Regions from separate parts of the Homo sapiens genome. Here region 1 is linked to region 2. A link is a loop called in an ENCODE intact Hi-C map of the cell type or tissue named here. Cell type or tissue: mammary epithelial cell. All regions are shown on one strand. Each heading gives the region's core, and the rest is flanking DNA. Links, peaks and the distances in the headings are about the cores only.

Region 1 (4,880 bases), core at 491-4,490, 340 kb after region 2:
CTTCAAACTATATGACAAGGCTACAGTAACCAAAACAGCATGGTACTGGTACCAAAACAGAGATATAGACCAATGGAACAGAACAGAGGCCTCAGAAATAACACCACACATCTACAATCATCTGATCTTTGACAAACCTGACAAAAACAAGAAATGGGGAAAGGATTCCCTATCTAATAAATGGTGCTGGGAAAACTGGCTAGCCATATGTAGAAAGCCAAAACTGGACCCCTTCCTTACACCTTATACAAAAATTAATTCAAGATGGATTAAAGACTTAAATGTTAGACCTAAAACCATAAAAACCCTAGAAGAAAACCTAGGCAATAGCATTCAGGACATAGGCATGGGCAAGGACTTCATGACTAAAACACCAAAAGCAATGGCAACAAAAGCCAAAATTGACAAATGGGATCTAATTAAACTAAAGAGCTTCTGCACAGCAAAAGAAACTACCATCAGAGTGAACAGGCAACCTACAGAATGGGAGAAAATTTTTGTAATCTACCCATCTGATAAAGGGGTAATATCCAGAATCTACAAAGAACTTAAACAAATTTACAAGAAAAAAACAAACAACCTCATCAAAAAGTGGGCAAAGGATATGAACAGACACTTCTCAAAAGAAGACATTTATGCAGCCAACAGACACATGAAAAAATGCTCATCATCACTGGCCATCAGAGAAATGCAAATCAAAACCACAGTGAGATACCATCTCACACCAGTTAGAATGGCAATCATTAAAAAGTCAGGAAACAACAGGTGCTGGAGAGGATGTGGAGAAACAGGAACACTTTTACACTGTTGGTGGGACTGTAAACTAGTTCAACCATTGTGGAAGTCAGTGTGGCGATTCCTCAGGGATCTAGAACTGGAAATACCATTTGACCCAGTGATCCCATTACTGGGTATACACCCAAAGGATTATAAATCATGCTACTATAAAGACACATGCACACATATGTTTATTGTGGCACTATTCACAATAGCAAAGTCTTGGAACCAACTCAAATGTTCATTAATGATAGACTGGTTTAAGAAAATGTGGCATATATACACCAAGGAATACTATGCAGCCATAAAAAAGATGAGTTCATATCCTTTGCAGAGACATGGATGAAGCTGGAAACTATCATTCTCAGCAAACTATCACAAGGACAGAAAACCAAACACTGCATGTTCTCACTCATAGGTGGGAATTGAACAATGAGAACACGTGGACATGGGGCGGGGAACATCACACACTGGGGCCTGTGGTGGGGGAAGGGATAGCATTAGGAGATATACCTAATGTAAATGACAAGTTAATGGGTGCAGCAAACCAACATGGCACATGTATACCTATGTAACAAACCTGCACGTTGTGCACATGTACCCTAGAACTTAAAGTATATATAAAAAAAACTTTCACATACCAAAAAATGGATTCAAAACCTCATCTCAGTCTGAAAAAACAAAAGTAAGCCTCAAGACCTAATTAAAAATATATATATGAAGCAAAGGAAACGCTTGAACACTGTTGGTAAATTAGTACAGCCATTGTGGAAAACTCTATAGAGGTTCCTCAAAAAAATAAAAATAGAACTACCATAGATCCAGCAATCACCCTTCTGGTGATTTAGCCAAAACATTTGAGATCAGTATGTGAAAGAGGTATCTGCACTCCCATGTTCACTGTGGCATTATTCACAATAGCCAAGATATAGTATCAACCTAAGCGTCCATCAACAGATGAACGGATAAGGGAAATGTGGTACATATATACAATGGAGTACTATTAGCTTTAAAAAGAAGGAAATTCTGCCATTTGCAGCCACACGGATGGAATTGAAGAACATTATGCTAAGTGAAATAAGCCAGGCACAGGAAGACAAATACCACATGTTCTCACTTACATGTGGAATCGAAAACAAGCAGATGGCTGGGCCTGGTGGCTGATGCCTGTAATCTCAGTACTTTGAGAGGCTGAGATGGGAGGAACGCTGGAGAGTTAGAGACCATCCCTGGCAACATAGTGATACCCCCATCTCAACAAAAGATAAAAAAAAAAATAGCCAGGTGTGGTGGCACAGGCCTGTGGGCCCAGCTACTCCGGAGGCTGAGTCGGGAGGATTGCTTGAGCCTGAAAGGTCGAAACTGCAGTGAGCCAGGGTCACGCCACTGCACTCTAGCCTGGGTGACAGAGTGAGACCTTATCTCAAAAAAAAAAAAAAAAAAAAAAAAAAAAAAAAAAAAAAAAAGGGAAAGGGAGAGGGGAAGGAGGGAGGGAAGGGAGCAGAGGATAGAATGGCAGTTACTAGAGCCAGGGGTTAGGGAAAATTGAAAGGCAATGGTCAAAGGGTACAGAGCCTCAATTAAAAGGAGGAGGAATTTTATTTTCCTTGGAGATATAGTGCACATCATAATAAAATAGTAAATAATAATGTATAGTACATTTTAACATCACTAAGAGTAAACTTCAAATGTTCTCACCACAAAAAAATGAAAAGTTTTGAGGTGATATGTTAATTAGCTTGATTTAATTTTTTCACATTGTATTCATGGATGAAAACAACTCTTTGTACTCCATAAACATATACAACTATAATTTATCAATCTACAATTAAAAACAGAAAGTCCAAAAATGGGTTCCTTAAGCGGGACGTGGAGATGAAAAGTACAACCTGTGCTTTTCTGAGGGGGCACATTTGGGCCGATCTCACGCATATGAGGCTCCCACCCACACAGAGCTGCCTTTCCAAGCCCACACTCAACAGCAACCCCCAGACTGTCCCCTGCTCTGTGTCCCACCCTCTACTGAGGCTGTGGCTGTCCTGCCCTCTGCCGGATGGTCAGCATTCACACACCATATTTCCTGGTTGACATTTCCCCTCTTTTTAACATTTCTGAATTCATGATGACTTTTACAATGGACGCGTATGTTAAGATGGTGGCATTTTTCCCTTCTGAAAAGCTGTTACTGCTCTGATGGTGCCTCTTACAATAACGGTAAAATCCAGAGCCTTAGACTCTAGAATATTCGGTAATCCCCGTGCCCAGCAGATCACGCTGTAGCGAATGACTCATTAAAACACACACACACATGAAAACAGGACACGAGCTTTTTTTCTTTTCATAAATACTGTGGTCTCCAACTGGTCTCCCCCTTTTGCAAATGTGCACAAATAACCACTAATAAACAAATTCCAAGCTCTATTGGGTAATTCCTCTTAAAAAGGAAAAAACTGGGGTAGTCTTGGTTTAAAGTCAGGAGTATTTTGGGTTAGAGTCACAGGAATTAGACTCATGAGTATTTTAGGGAGTGCTTTTTGCCTCCATCTGTAAAAGTATGGATTCTGCAATGAGGTCGGGTGGGGGAAATGACCCCAGCAAGGAGGAGGCTGGGCGATGTGGCTGGACGCAGCTTGCTTAACTTGCCGGCTGTCATTTGCCAGTGCCTGTTGACACCCATCATCTGGGTCCTCTTCACAGGAGCCCTGTACCCACTGTCCCTGTGTGGGAACTGAGTCTCTGGGAGTGAGGTGGCTTACCCATCACCACGCAGCACAGAGGTGTGCAGTCAGGACTTGAACGCAGGTGCATCTAATTCCACACACCCACAGAGATTCCCAGACAGAGGCACAGCGCCCAGGGTGCTTTAACTCAAGATGCAAATGAGCTTTCCTTAAGTTCTCCCCAGTAGACCCCCAGTGCAGAGTTCCCCTCCCTGCTACGCAGTGCTGCCATTTCCACGTTGAAGAGCAATCGCCGGGTGGAGGTTCATTCATGAAACGTTTGTTTCTACCTGTGCCCCCAAAGCTGCGCTGGAAATGGCCCCTTTAACAACAGAACCATCGGCAGGGCTCGCCCCTTTCTGGTGACTTCCAGATATTAAAACAGTGTGGTCACCTCCTGCCATGCTCACCTGGCAGCTCTCAGGAAGTCTTGTGGGGGCGGGGGGACTTACTTTCCAATACCTCGAGCCTTTCCATTGTGGGTGTGGGCCTTCGTGCCAGAACCCAGCCTGGGGCTCTGGGGAAAGGGTCCTGAACAGCCAATGTATTAACAGGGCTGGGGTGAGGCAGCCCGGGAGCAGAGCCCATCACTTCCCAGGCAATAGTGTAAACATCCCAACTCTCCCCATCTCCTCTTCTCTCCCTGAAGCGACTTCCACGTATACCCAGTGCTCCCAGCACGGGGTCCCTGTGATTCACAGCCTCCTGCCACTTCAATGAGCACGCTTTGAAAAGTGAGCCCTCATCCTTCCAGTCTTAATCAAGTGTGCTATGAGCAGGTGGAGGATGACTGCACCAAGCAGGCCATGGCTAAGTGGAGCCAAATATGGTGACTCTGATGGGTGGAATTGTGTTCCCAACTAAAATTCATGTGTTGAATCCTAACCCCGAGCGCTGCAGACTGCAATTTACTAATAAATAGGGTCTTTGCAGGCTGCACCAAGTTAAGATGAGGTCATTAGGGTGGGCCCTAATCTAATGAGACTGGTGTCCTTATAAAAAGGAGATGAGGGCCAGGCGCAGTGGCTCACGCCTGTAATCCCAGCATTTTGGGAGGCTGAGGCAGGCAGATCACAAGGTCAGGAGATTGAGACCATGCTGGCTAACTTGGTGAAACCCTGTCTCTACTAAAAATACAAAAAGTTAGCCGGGCGTGGTGGCGGGCGCCTCTGGTCCCAGCTACTCAGGAGGCTGAGGCAGGAGAATGGCATGAACCTGGGAGGCGGAGCTTGCAGTGAGCCGAGATCTTGCCATTGCACTCCATCCTGGGCGACAGAGTGAAACTCCGTCTCAGAAAAATAAATAAATAAATAAATAAATAAATAAATAAATAAATAAATAAAATAAAAAGGAGAGACGTGGACAGAGAGAGACACACACGGG
Region 2 (4,815 bases), core at 1-4,000:
GGAACCGGGCCCTTCTACCCGGCTTCGCTGCTGAGGGGATGAACTGACATAATGCACCTGAGGGCTCTCTGAGGCCAGCTGAGAGGCAGAGTTGACTGTGGCTTTCATGACTTTTGGTGTGATACTCACCAAAGGGCAGGCCCAGGGATCTGGAAACACCTTCAGGTTGTTTCTGGAGACATTCAGAGAATTGAGGGACTTGAAAGAGTGAAGGAACAGGGCAGGGAGTTCTGTCAATTTATTGTCAGATATATCAAGTTCCTGTAGCTTCCGTAAACCTATCCAGTTAGTGGCTAAAAAAAAAAAAAAAGACCCAAAGTATGAATTGGTAAAAATATCCCTACCAAGAAGAAAATGACTAATTCACTCAAGTTGATGAGAAAACATACCATTTTCTTCTTCGAACAATTTTTCTAAACAATTTTTTGAAGCTGTCAGTTTTTGAAGTTTTGAGAGGTGCAAGAATCCAGGAGGGAGGTGGGACAACTTGTTGCTGGAAATGTCAATTTCAAGTAGCCTGCGATGGAGAAGAAGGAAGGCAGGCATCAGAATAAAGAGGGAAAACACCAAATTTACATATTTTTCTATAAACCAAGAGGTGTATTTTTTTTCTTTTTCTCCCCATGCAAGGTTAAAGAGTGTGCATTGAAAATGTAGTGCATATGATTTTTAATTCTTTTGAAGAACTCTTACTGTGTCCTGTGTAGATAAAGACAAACCTCTCATCGGTGGGCCCTGGCTCCACTGACCAACAGGGATTCGAATCCTTCGCAGGCATGTAATAGCAAAATGAGTAGGTTCCCTGAAAGCTGCTGAGACCACAGAGCAGGGCTTTGAACCTTCTGGACCTGTCCATCTGGCCCAGGTGAAGGGCCTCACTTGGACGGCACTTGCTTTTTAAGTTCTGGTGTGCAGGCTTCTTTCCCGTTCTCACTTGGGAGTCCCATGGATTAATGCCTACCCCAAGCTCTTTCCAACATTCTTGACTCTTGCTTCACTTAGAGCCTTGGTTTTTCATTTTAAAAATCGATTCAACCCTTTATGGAATGAGGACTTGCAGTTATGTGTCCAAAAGAAATCAGGCCAGGTGCGGTGGCTCATGCCTGTAATCTCAGCACTTTGGGAGGCCGAGGCAGGCGGATCATGAGGTCAGGAGGTCAAGACCATCCTGGCCAACACGGTGAAACCCCGTCTCTACTAAAAATACAAAAATTAGCTGGGTGTGGTGGCATGTGCCTGTAATCCCAGTTACTCGGGAGGCTGAGACAGGAGAATTGCTTGAACCAGGGAGTTGCAGGTTGCCATGAGCCGAGATTATGCCACTGCACTCCAGTTGGGCAGCAGAGTGAGACTCCGTCTCAAAAAAAATAAAAATAAAAATAAAAAATAAAGAAATCAACTAAGGTCATTCCTCCTTCCATGCAAGCTCAGGGGTAAGGCTCAGGTCTCCCTCCAAGGCCTCCAGAAGAAGCAAGCCTGGACTGCCCACACTGTCCACCTGCTGCCAGAGTCCTGCAGAGTTAACCCTTTCTCTGAGGCCCTTCCCACTTTCCCTGGAAGGCAGAGTAAAAGCTGGTGCCTCAGAGCCCCATTGCATCCACCAGTGTGGGAAGGTTTGGCTGCCCTCATCTGATTCCTGGGCAGGACCAAGACAAGCATCTCAGGCAAGCATTCGCATGTCCCCGGGTGAGCTGTGTAAACTTGGGCCAGACAAATGATCTCTCTAAACCTCTCTGTTTTAACCTGAAAGGGAGGCTTGCCTCAGGGTAGGCAAAACTCCTTCTCCTATTTTAGCCAGAACATTTTTCCCCCAAAACCACAAAATACAACCCGGGAGCATGTGCAGGAGCACAACGGTGACAGCGGGGTCACACACGGCTCCGGTCACACCCCGGGGAGCCACCTGGAACAGATGATTTCGTCCGATGACTGCACGCCAGGCAGCTCCCCCAGGTGGTTGTCGGAGAGGTTCAGCTTCCGGAGATTGATGAGGCCCCAGGGGATAACCGAGGGGAGGGTCGCCAGGCAGTTGGCAGAAAGGTCGAGCTCCGTGATCTGGCAGGAGATGTCTATGAGCCAGTCTAGGTCTACCCAGGGCAGTCTGAGATGGGACCATTTCACACGGAGAGCCTGGTGGTGGAAAGAAAGGAAAAGCACATGTGGAGGGTGAGTTCAGGGCCCACATGGGCTTGGAATAAAGCAAGGGTTAATGCAAATGCGCGTCTGTGTGCCTGCTCCAGCCCGGGTCCCAAGAGGCCTGCACATGTCCTTCTCGGCCGCCGGCACCTGCCACGGTGGTGGGTGCAGAAGAGCTACCTGTTCCCATCGGCACCTGCGTCTCACAGGCAATCTGTGCACAGCGCCTGCAAGTCACCCTCCAACCTCCAGAGGGCGCCGGTGGGCGCGGGCTCAGTGCCGCCCCTCAAGAGGCGGCTCACAGGGAAGAGCGCGGCGGGATTGTCCACGTACAGAGGAGACCGCTGAAGCGTCCAGGCGCCTCCCCCAGACTGGAGAAGAAAGCTGACTCCCAAACCCAAGTCTCTGACCTCCCTTCAAGGCGGCCTTTCCTGTGATCAGAGGAGCTGCCGCCTGCAGCTGCCCGCACCGCGCCAGGGTGCTTGGTGGACAGGCTGCTTTCAGAGCGAGCCTGAGATACAGACAGACGATGGCCACACAATATATAAAAAACAGAACTCTGGCCCACGACCCACAGTGACCTGCCTAGGAAACCAACCTCTTTATCTATAGCAAACAGCCCGGGAAGCCAGTCTCTTGCAGGAGGCCAGCCTCTTTTTTTTTTTTTTTTTTTTTTTTTTTTTTTTTTGAGATGGAGTCTCGCTCTGTCGCCCAGGCTGGAGTGCAGTGGTGCGATCTCGGCTCACTGCAACCGCCGCTTCCCGGGTTCAAGCGATTCTCCTGCCTCAGCCTCCTCAGTAGCTGCACCACCACTCACGGCTAATTTTTGTGTTTTTATTAGAGACGGTGTTTCACCATGTTCGTCGAGCTCAGGCTGGTCTCAAACTCCTGACCTCGGGCAATCCACCCACCTTGGCCTCCCAAAGTGCTGCAATTACAGGCATGAGCCACTTCTTATCTCTAGTAACAACCCAGGAAGCTAAGCCATCATTTCCGTAAAAGTCAGTCTAAAATGGCCAGGACTTGGTTAATAACTGACCGATTCTCTAATTTTTGTCCTCACTTTCCATTTAGGACCAACCCGAGAGAGCCAACTTTGCACCCCTACCAATCCCATAGGATGCCCAGCCTGCAGCGAGGCCCCCCAGCTTCCCCACGACAACGGCCTCCCGGCAGGAGGCCCCGGAGGCCTTCCCTTTGTCCCACTAGAAAGCTCCCGCTCCTCTGCCAGCCTGTGGGTCTCTGCCACACGCAAGTCCTGGTGGCTGGCGCTCTTGCCGTTGAAGTCCTGCTAAACAAAATGTCTTTGCTCCACTCATTTCTCACTGGTCTTCCTTTATTTCCACCAGAGGGAGTCAGAAGGGCCAGCGGTTTTCCGGCATGGGGTGGTCAAAGGGACCTGGCGAAATATATGGGAGCAGGACTTTGCTCTTTCTTCCTGATTACCGAAGAATATTGGGCTCAATCAGGTTTCTGGGGAGAAGAAATCTGCTTTTGGGTCTGTTTCTTCGAAGCAACTGGAAATCCGTATTGGAAAATTAGAGGAGCAGAAATATGAACAAAAATTAGTGCTTCGCAAATGGGAAAATGTAACAAGCAGAGGCTACGAGAAAGGTCCCAATAACGTGGGATGAATTCCTCAAAAATTGGCGGCAGGTGACGGGCATCCCTATTTGGCCACCAGATGGCGATGAGCGCCTGTCTTTAGCTCCTCCTCCGCCCACTCCAGGAGTTTGGAAAGACTGGGCCTACGCCCCTCAACACTCCGTCCGGTCTTTGAACCAGAGGAATGAGGGACTCTGTCGCTCTGTCTGTCTGTCTCTCTGTTCACATGGATGAAAAGGGAAGGGCGGCACTGGATCTTAGGCCAGGAGGGTAGATTCTGAGCTGATTTTTTAAGACAAGTCACTCAATTGCCCTGGGCCTGTTTGATTGTTACTATTTTACTCCCCACATTTTAATTTTGAAAAATTTTTTAAATTTCAGAAAAGTTGCACTAGGACACAGTGAATACCTGTGCACTCTCCACCTCGACTCACTGATTGTTAAAACGCTGTCACATAGGCTTTTGCCCCTCTTTCTCCACACAAATACACACGCTTTTTATGTTTTGATGAATCATTTGCCAGTAAATTATACATCGTGATGCTTCACCCGTAAATACTTCAGCATGTATCCCTGAAGAATAATATTTTTCTACACAACAGCCGTATAATTATCATTTTCAGTAAGTGTAACATCAATACGATATTATTAAGTTCACAGCCCATGTTAGAATATTCTCAATTATCCCAGAAATGTGGTTTATAACTATTTTGTGTCCTGATCTGGGATCCCTTGACAATTGCATGACATTGCAATCACACACTGCATTACACTGTATGTTTCTTTACTTTTCTTTCATCTGGAAGAGTCTTCACACCTTTTAATGCCTTTTCTTTTTTTTTTTTTTTTTTTTATCACATTGTCGTTGCATTAAGTCCTGCAACTTTTAGCCTCTTCATCGGGGGCAGATGCTGGTGTGTTTCACTGCTTGTCTTATAGAATATCCCATAATCTGAATTTACTCAAGTTTTTCCTAAAGTTTAGATTAAAGTTAGCTATTTTGGGCAACAACCTTAGAGTCTAGTTGAGTGGTTCCCACTAAACCCCACCCGGGGCACCTGATATTAGGTGTTC

Evidence for each region. A loop is a pair of places that touch in the nucleus more often than their neighbours do. Peaks named below come from ENCODE experiments on the same cell type or tissue, not always from the same donor. Only the 100,000 strongest peaks of a DNase experiment are listed, where the experiment ranks them.
Region 1: it touches region 2 in a loop (14-fold over the local background); 15 of 110 quality-filtered maps call a loop at or near these places.

The regions. Positions count from the first base shown.
Region 1 is chr15:100,670,110-100,674,989 of GRCh38, reverse strand. No RefSeq gene overlaps it. Among named protein-coding and RNA genes, the nearest start is that of ASB7, 70 kb to the right of the region's middle. In mammary epithelial cell, for the core only: a CTCF peak has its summit at 2,812 (motif pointing left); no DNase peak of the experiment used is centred there; H3K27ac peaks cover 396 bases.
Region 2 is chr15:101,006,152-101,010,966 of GRCh38, reverse strand. It overlaps LRRK1 (leucine rich repeat kinase 1), which reads right to left. Exons shown (of 34, transcript NM_024652.6): 7 at 1,904-2,130; 8 at 390-517; 9 at 130-293. Among named protein-coding and RNA genes, the nearest start is that of LRRK1, 89 kb to the right of the region's middle. RefSeq lists enhancers at 2,381-2,710, 3,689-3,983. In mammary epithelial cell, for the core only: CTCF peaks have their summits at 2,385 (motif pointing right) and 3,816 (motif pointing right); DNase peaks (open chromatin) are centred at 2,436 and 3,836; H3K4me3 peaks cover 623 bases.